Regions from separate parts of the Mus musculus genome. Here all the other regions are linked to region 1. Evidence: chromatin loops called from intact Hi-C (ENCODE). Cell type or tissue: heart. All regions are shown on one strand. Region 1 overlaps Epha4 (Eph receptor A4). Region 2 has its middle 290 kb from the start of Mir6352. Region 3 has its middle 280 kb from the start of Mir6352.

Evidence for each region. Hi-C counts contacts between places; a loop is a spot of excess contacts. Peaks named below come from ENCODE experiments on the same cell type or tissue, not always from the same donor. Only the 100,000 strongest peaks of a DNase experiment are listed, where the experiment ranks them.
Region 2: it touches region 1 in a loop (2.2-fold over the local background); 2 of 42 quality-filtered maps call a loop at or near these places.
Region 3: a loop joins it to region 1, with 2.0 times the contacts of the local background. A loop is called at or near these places in 2 of 42 quality-filtered maps.

The regions. Positions count from the first base shown.
Region 1 is chr1:77,368,257-77,370,756 of GRCm38, forward strand. It overlaps Epha4 (Eph receptor A4), which reads right to left. Exons shown (of 18, transcript NM_007936.3): 18 at 1-1,415. Among named protein-coding and RNA genes, the nearest start is that of Mir6352, 130 kb to the right of the region's middle. In heart, no CTCF peak of the experiment used is centred here; a DNase peak (open chromatin) is centred at 1,365.
Region 2 is chr1:77,206,450-77,208,949 of GRCm38, forward strand. No RefSeq gene overlaps it. Among named protein-coding and RNA genes, the nearest start is that of Mir6352, 290 kb to the right of the region's middle. In heart, no CTCF peak of the experiment used is centred here; no DNase peak of the experiment used is centred here.
Region 3 is chr1:77,212,331-77,214,830 of GRCm38, forward strand. No RefSeq gene overlaps it. Among named protein-coding and RNA genes, the nearest start is that of Mir6352, 280 kb to the right of the region's middle. In heart, no CTCF peak of the experiment used is centred here; a DNase peak (open chromatin) is centred at 1,301; H3K4me3 peaks cover 506 bases; H3K27ac peaks cover 548 bases.

The DNA.
Region 1 (2,500 bases):
AGCTTATATAAATGGCCACAGTTTCTGTGACCATAGCTCAGAATAAGCAAGGCAGCCTCTCAGGTTAAGTAAAATGGCAGTATGCTGGCTGGAGTTTGGTATACATATCCTGTCGATACTGAATCTTCATACACCAGAACTCCGATTCTAGAAGACTGGTATACTTTCAAGGGCATAAGTAGTTAGCTGCATATTAATTACCAGAACTTTCCACATGTAATTGGGGAACCTGGAATTGCTAGAGGCCATTTCATCCCAACTACATTAACCTCAAGAGCCACTGGCATGTATGTATTTTTCTGTGACACTGGGACACAAAGTATTACTCCAGACACATCATCTCAAGGCTGACACACATATCTTAAGTTCATCTTCCAAAAGTATATGAATTGCATATATTTGTTCGCATTCAACAAGTTCATTTATGCAGGGAAACAAAGGCGACTTATACTCCATCTGGGGTCACAAATTGGATTCCATCCCCTTCTCTCTCCATTGTGAAATCGGCGAGTCAGGCTTATATCTAAAAATCATTCCACCATCAAGGTGAAAACATCTGTCCAAAGAACTGCTTCTTAGGATGAATGTGACAGACACATTACACTTACAGATAAAGAACATGTAGCGTTTCCAAGCTGTCTTCCCAAGGGGACGGACATGGTCTCCGGGTCTTGTATATCATGTGACTCTTTCCTTATCTTTGAACTGGTAATAAACCAGAACTCTCCAGGTATAGCATTCCACAACATTCACAGGCAGTTCTAAGCATGAGGTTACACACACACACACACACACACACACACACCCCATACACACTCACATACACACACACACACACACACACACACACACTCTATGTACACACATCAAAAGAGATATTCAGGTCATATTTTAGTCTAGGAAAAAAATATATTTATATCACTGCAATGGCACACCCTGGGTAAAATGTCACTTTAGCATTGCGTATCGGAGGCAGCTTGCGGAACTGGCTTTGTTCTGCGTGGTGGCGCCTGACCTGGCGTCCATAGTAAAACCTGTAACATATGGTCACTTGCTGCCACACGGATGCAGCGGGGCCGTACAGGAATGAAATATGGAAATACGTATAAATAAAACCACAAGGAGTTTGGGAGCAAGGGCTCTGCAGAGCTGGTGCCTCGAGACAGCACATTCCTCAGTGCAGCTGAGAACAGATGCCAAAGCTGGATGTCGTTTTCCTGGGCGAAGGGGACTTGACACATTTCTTCTGCTGTTCAGGTGCAGGTGTTTTGTCGTGTCTTTGCCTCAAAAACCGGCAGAAGAGAAGCCAAAGAAAAACATTCAGAAGGAACGGTGGAGGGTGTGTTCTATTTTCTTCCAAGCGCTTATGTAATCAACAGGAAGGGCTGTGAGGCTGAGATACCAGAATCTATTCCCTGGAGAGAAAAGAGAGACAACAAATGTCAGCCAGTATTACCAGCCAATAGTCAACCAATCAGCTACACATCACGCTTCTATCAAATAGAAGCAAACACACAACATTTTGGGTTCCCAGAAAGTGACGAGGCTCGGTGCGTACTGAGTCCCATTAATATGTACCTTGAATACAAACTAGTAAGAACAACTCACTTGTCAATACAGAGGCTGATTATAATTACCCTATTATTGTTGTTATTGTTTGAGACAGGGTCTCACTCTGTCACCTGTCTGGTCTTGAACTCCAAGAGATCCACCTGCCTCTGCCACCTGAGTGATAGGATTGAAGGCATGAGCCACTACATCTGGCTATTCAAACTATTATTTAAAAAAAAGAGAGAGCTGGGCATAGTGGTACAAACTTTTAATTTCAGCACTCAGGAGACAGAGGCAGGTGGATCTGTATGAGTTTGAAGCTCGACTCATTTACATAACAAGTTTCAGGCCAGGGCAGGCTATATAGTAAGACTGTCTCATGAACAAAACCAAACAAAACCTAACTAACCAACTAAAATTAACTAACTAACTAAAAAGGAACAGGATCGAACATATTTTCTAGCTATTCCTTTCTGGGAAGTAATAAACCGTAGCTTTTGAAACCTGGCCATGCATAGACTCCATCAGGCATACATACATACATACATGCTCACATGAAGGACAAGGAGAATATGAACTTGACCTTAAAACTCCAATATATAAGCACACCATATATATGCACAGGCAACATTTGGATAGAAAGTTTCTTTTGCTACGTCTGCACCCTTCAGGCTACAGTCCCCTTCTTCATTTGATGTGGGACTGGGGGGGGGGGGTGTTGCTGGGCTTGTTTATGGATATTTAAGGTGAGAAGGAAGGGACTGTGAAAGTTGACATCTAGTAAACATCAGAGTAAGATAAGAGTCCGAGGCAGCTAGTTCCCTTATTAGTCGAAGCCAAGGAAGCCGTGTGGTCTACGAAGGGCTTATAACACATAAAATAAAATGCAATGTGCTTCAATACACAAAACTGCTGCTCTTTTGAGTTAGTCACCGGACATGCAAATATC
Region 2 (2,500 bases), 160 kb before region 1:
AAGAAAAAATAAATAAATAAACCAATCAAAATATAAATCGTTTAGAAACCAAGCCCACTCCACAATACTAATAACATAATAATATTGAAGATTTCCCACAAAGTTGCTGGATTTAACATATAAACAATGCATCCCAATAGTTTCCTACTACACTGAGATCATTCCAGGTCAGCTAAAAGGAATCCTCTACTCCCAAATCCCTCATTATACACCTGGAGAGGCAAAGGCTCATACTGGAGTAACTTGCTCAAACCCAGTTAATTATTTGCAAAGTGAGGGATAGGGATAGAATCCAGGTATTCTAATCTGCCCTCCCCCCTTTTTCCTTTGTTGCTTATTAACTCATGACAAAGAGACTGCCGGCTCCTCTTTCTGTTGCATTCAGATTAAAGCCCAATGGCATGGTGTTTTGAATCCCTTCAGTGTTAAGAAATACCTTTGAAGATGGATTTGATTTGGAGGAACAATCAGAAGTCATTTGGAGCCAAGTGCAGTAAACAAGGTAGGTAATCAAACCAAGCAATTCATGTTTTGGTCCAAAAAGGGTGTAACATTGAAGTAATGAGGCTGATCTTTCTTTTCATGTAGCTCATAACTGAGCTTTGATGTCATTATATTGAAATGAAATTCCATTGACATTCATTTCAGAGTTTTATTACTCACAATTTGATTCTGCCTGTTCCCTGGATTTTAAAGTAGGTGCTGCTAGATTCCCATGTAATTAAAGTAACAGCCATGATACCTGACTACAGAGCATGCAAGCAAGAAGGGAAATAAATAACTTAATGTATTAAACGCTTATTATATAGAAAGCACTAACGCAGACCTCTGTGCAAAGGACAGAAATGCATTGCACCATTTCTCTTGTTCTTCATTCCTTATTTTAATGAAGTGAATTAAGACTCCGAGGTTATATGAACTTTGTAAAGAAGAGTCTTGATTCCCATTGGCTTGGTAAAGGACCAATATGCATTAACACACCCACCCATGAATTAATTAAATATAGCATAAAAGCCATGTCCAGCCAAGTTAGATTGGCACCAAAAATTAATAATGCATACTTGGGAAAATGATCTAGAATATGTAAAGTTATGGTTCTGGTTAACTTCATGGAATTCAATGAGACTTTTAATATAGGCCCGGGACTAGGGAAGGAATGATATCATCTTAAAATCATGAAGATAATGCAAATCATAAAACTTGTAGAAAGGAGTATGGAACCTTAAAGAGTGGTTCAGAAAGAAAGGTGGATACGGCGTGGGAAAATTCTTTATCAGTGGGGTATCTGTTCCTCGATGGATCCTTAGATAAAGATGCTTGCTGCTGACCTGAGTTCCATCCTTGGAACCCATGAGGAGGAATTGAAGAACCAAGTCCTACAAGTTGTCCTCTGACTTCCAAATGCGCATTGTGGAACATGTGCATGAACACACAATAAATTAATTAAACATGATAATAAAATGTTTTAAGTAGGAGAAACAGCTCATGATTCTGAACCTTTGTTTAAGAGTCTACGTTCACTATGGAGCTCACACATTAATTTTATTTCAGAGTTGGATTTCTACTGTAAAGGTGGTGACTCCTCCCATCATGTGGCTTTTCTGGCTCCTGCCAGGTACTGGCACCTCAGACTCATGAGGCCACTTACCTGGGGAGAAGCCTTGCTGTCTCATGAGCATCCTGCACTCTTCTGGGGTGTGATCAAATCTGAGGAGTTGATGTTTCTAGTCACATGAGGCATAGACCTAGGTGCCCAGAGCTAGAACAGAAGTCAATGTTATTAAATCCTTTTGTTTCAAGGTCTATTTTTAGTTTATGTGAGTGTTCACCAGCATGTAACAAATCAGCCCATGATAACTTGCTTCCAGTAACTGTGAGTAAATCACCAAACCCGTATTAGGCTTTCGATATAGAGTGATAGCCTGGGTTCTGTCTCTTGGCTTTGGCTATTAAACAAGAAAGAGATATAACTCCATTAAAGAGTAGGGTGGATGTGGATGTGGATACGGAAGACAGAAAGATACAAGACTCACCATTTACCAAATGCTCCTGTAATGCTCCTGTAATGCATCTGGAGTATGGCAGGTGTTTGATGGTTAAAGAGCTACACGTGGCCCGTAACCACCCTTTCTTCCTCCTCCTCCTTCTCCTCCTCTTCCTCTTCCTCTTCCTCCTCCCTCCCTCTCCTCCTCTTCCTCCTCAATACGTGTCAGGAGATGCACAAATGTGCCATAGACTCATGGACTATTGTATTACATTTAATGATCTGAACCTTTCCTGCCTGCCACACAGGAGAAAAAGATGAACTTGAGCTTAGATGTAAGATTGATATCCCGCAGTTTGGTCCAAGTATGGATGTTCTGAGACAAGGAGGTAATTAGCTGTGTAGTCCCACCCTTGAGCATACTCGCACAGAGGAAAAGTCCCTGTGATAGTTCTCATGTGCTCCTTTATCTTAGGAGAGAATTCAAGGATACAGGGATCTGACTGCATATGGAAA
Region 3 (2,500 bases), 160 kb before region 1:
GGAATTGTGATGCCCATAGTGGAGTGAGCCCTACTAGACCAGTCAGAACAACTCTCTTATCCTCAACTCTTCACCAAATTACAGACTTTCCCACAGGCCAAATCTGGGCAACCTATCATCTGAGAATCCCATCATAGATGATTCTAGGCTATGTCAAGCTGACACTAAAAGGTAACTAGGATATCATTAAAATATAGATGATTTTTTGTCTGGATATATGGTCTTGTAATAGTCCATGCTGCCTTTGTATCCACTTACTTACCTAGCTTACGCTAGTCTTGAACTCCTGAGCTTCCTGCACCTACATTCCAAGTGCTGGAAATTCAAGCATTGAATACCACATCTGGCTTACAACACAGACTGGTTTATTAGAAACTATACTATGAATTAAACTAAAATATAAGCAAACAAAGTCAGAAGAGAATGTTTGCAATGAAAAGGATGATAAATCCTGAAATACATGGGACATTCCCACAAGTCAACAAGAAGAAAACACCTAATTAAAAAATGAAAAAAAAAAAACATTAATTGGTAATTCATAGGAGAAGCAACACAAAACATCAGTATGTATGAGAATTTGCTCAGCCTCATAAGTAATTATGGAATTAGAGATTAAAACAGCAATCAGACAACATTCCTCACATTAAGATAACAATTTGTTTAATCACTGATAATACCAGATATTGGTCAGACTATGGAGAGATAGAGGCTGAGATGTGGCTGGGGGAAAGGTGACTGCCCTTAGCACACTGCAGAAGAATTCAGCAATTTTTACTCAAGTTGAAATTCAGACCTTAGGACCCCAAATTTCCATTTCTTCGTTTGTAATCTCCAATGCAAATACATAAAGACATGGGTATAATGAAAATTCTCTGGGCCGTTTTGTACAATTAAAATAGAACAGTGAAGGTCTAGGGACAGCTGAATAAATAAGTAAGGGTTGCCAGCCAGTTGGAATATTGTATGGCAACTCAAGTGATCAGTAAGCATTGTGATGAGTCGGTTCTCAACCAATCCACCCTGCAAGGGAGACTGAGCTCTCAGAGTTGGGATAGTCTGTCCTGAAAGCTGCCAGACAAGTTAGTAAGCAAGAGTGACATGGGCTGTATGCATTCCACTCGGAGGAATGATGAAAAGGAGCCAGTTGAAACCAGGGAGGGCTTAGGACCTCGAGGTCTCAATGAAAGAGGTAAAGAAAGGGACACCTGACCTGACCGTTTCAAACCCCAGCCCTCTTACCCCTGATCTAAGCAAGCACAGGCAAACTGAAAGCACTTGAAACTGAGGTTGGGCACAACGCTGTTGGCAGGCATGCTATCTGATAATGAGTGTGAGCTGCACGCCCTGGCTCCTAAACTGGAACACTGTACCAGACGATGTCATCACCGGGAGACCTTCTCTGTGTCCTGCATCATAACTTCAACGTCTGAACAGACAAAGAGTCAAGGAACTATAAACAGCTCTCAAGGAGAAAGAGAAGCAGCTGTTTATCCTGCTTCTGAAATGAGCAGTTGCTAATGCCTTCTCCACAGTGACTGCCAGGAAGCAAGCAGGAAGTTTCAGGAAAGAAACAGAAAGCACAAAAGAAGAACTGAAATGTAACTCAAAAGTCAACCATATTAAGTCCATAGTCCATTTCTTACAGAGCCATGTAGAAAAAGAGTTAACACAAGAAAGCGCCAATCACTATGAAATAAATCAATGAAAAGCATATGCTCTGAAGAGGGAAGAAAACATTGAGTACATGGGCAAAGTTGAAGGTACAATGATACTATTTCAGAAAATTTTAAAAAGTACATTTAAAAAGTTGCAGATGGAATATATGTATTATGTATAAACATTTAAAAAAATCTAAACATATATGTACAATATGACCCTTGGCCTTTTCTCAAGAGAAAACAAAACGTATTTATACACCATGATAACACACACGTAAATGTTACTGGAGCTTCATTTCATGATAACCTGAACTGGAAACAGCCCAGCTGTCTGCTTACCGTTGAGCAAACAAACAGTACTCTGCGCGTGTGTGGGAAAACGGAGTTCTTCTCAATGAAAGGGGAAACCCTGAAGTACACAACCTGAGTGAGTCTCAGAAAACAAAGTGCTGAGGTGAACAAGCCAAGCCTAGGGGGATGCAGGCTGCATAATTTAATTTGTATAAAATGCAAGGGATTTTATAGTGACAAAACATCAATGGGTAGTTGCCTTAGGTGAGGGGCAAAGGAGAAATGTATAAAAGATGCTGTAGACAAAAGAGGATGGCTTCCTAGATAATAAAGACCTTCAGTTACTTCTCATTATGCCAGTGTTTTCATAAATGTAAACAACTCACCCAGTGGTGCATTTTAATGTTCACAGATTATTTCCCTAAATTAGTGCTCAGCAAAATTGGTATGAAAAAAAAATGAATGAAACATAACTCTATGAATATATTTGGTGAATATATGACTCTTCATGTTAAAATAGAAAACAACGCATAAGGAGTTGGCTGCCTGGC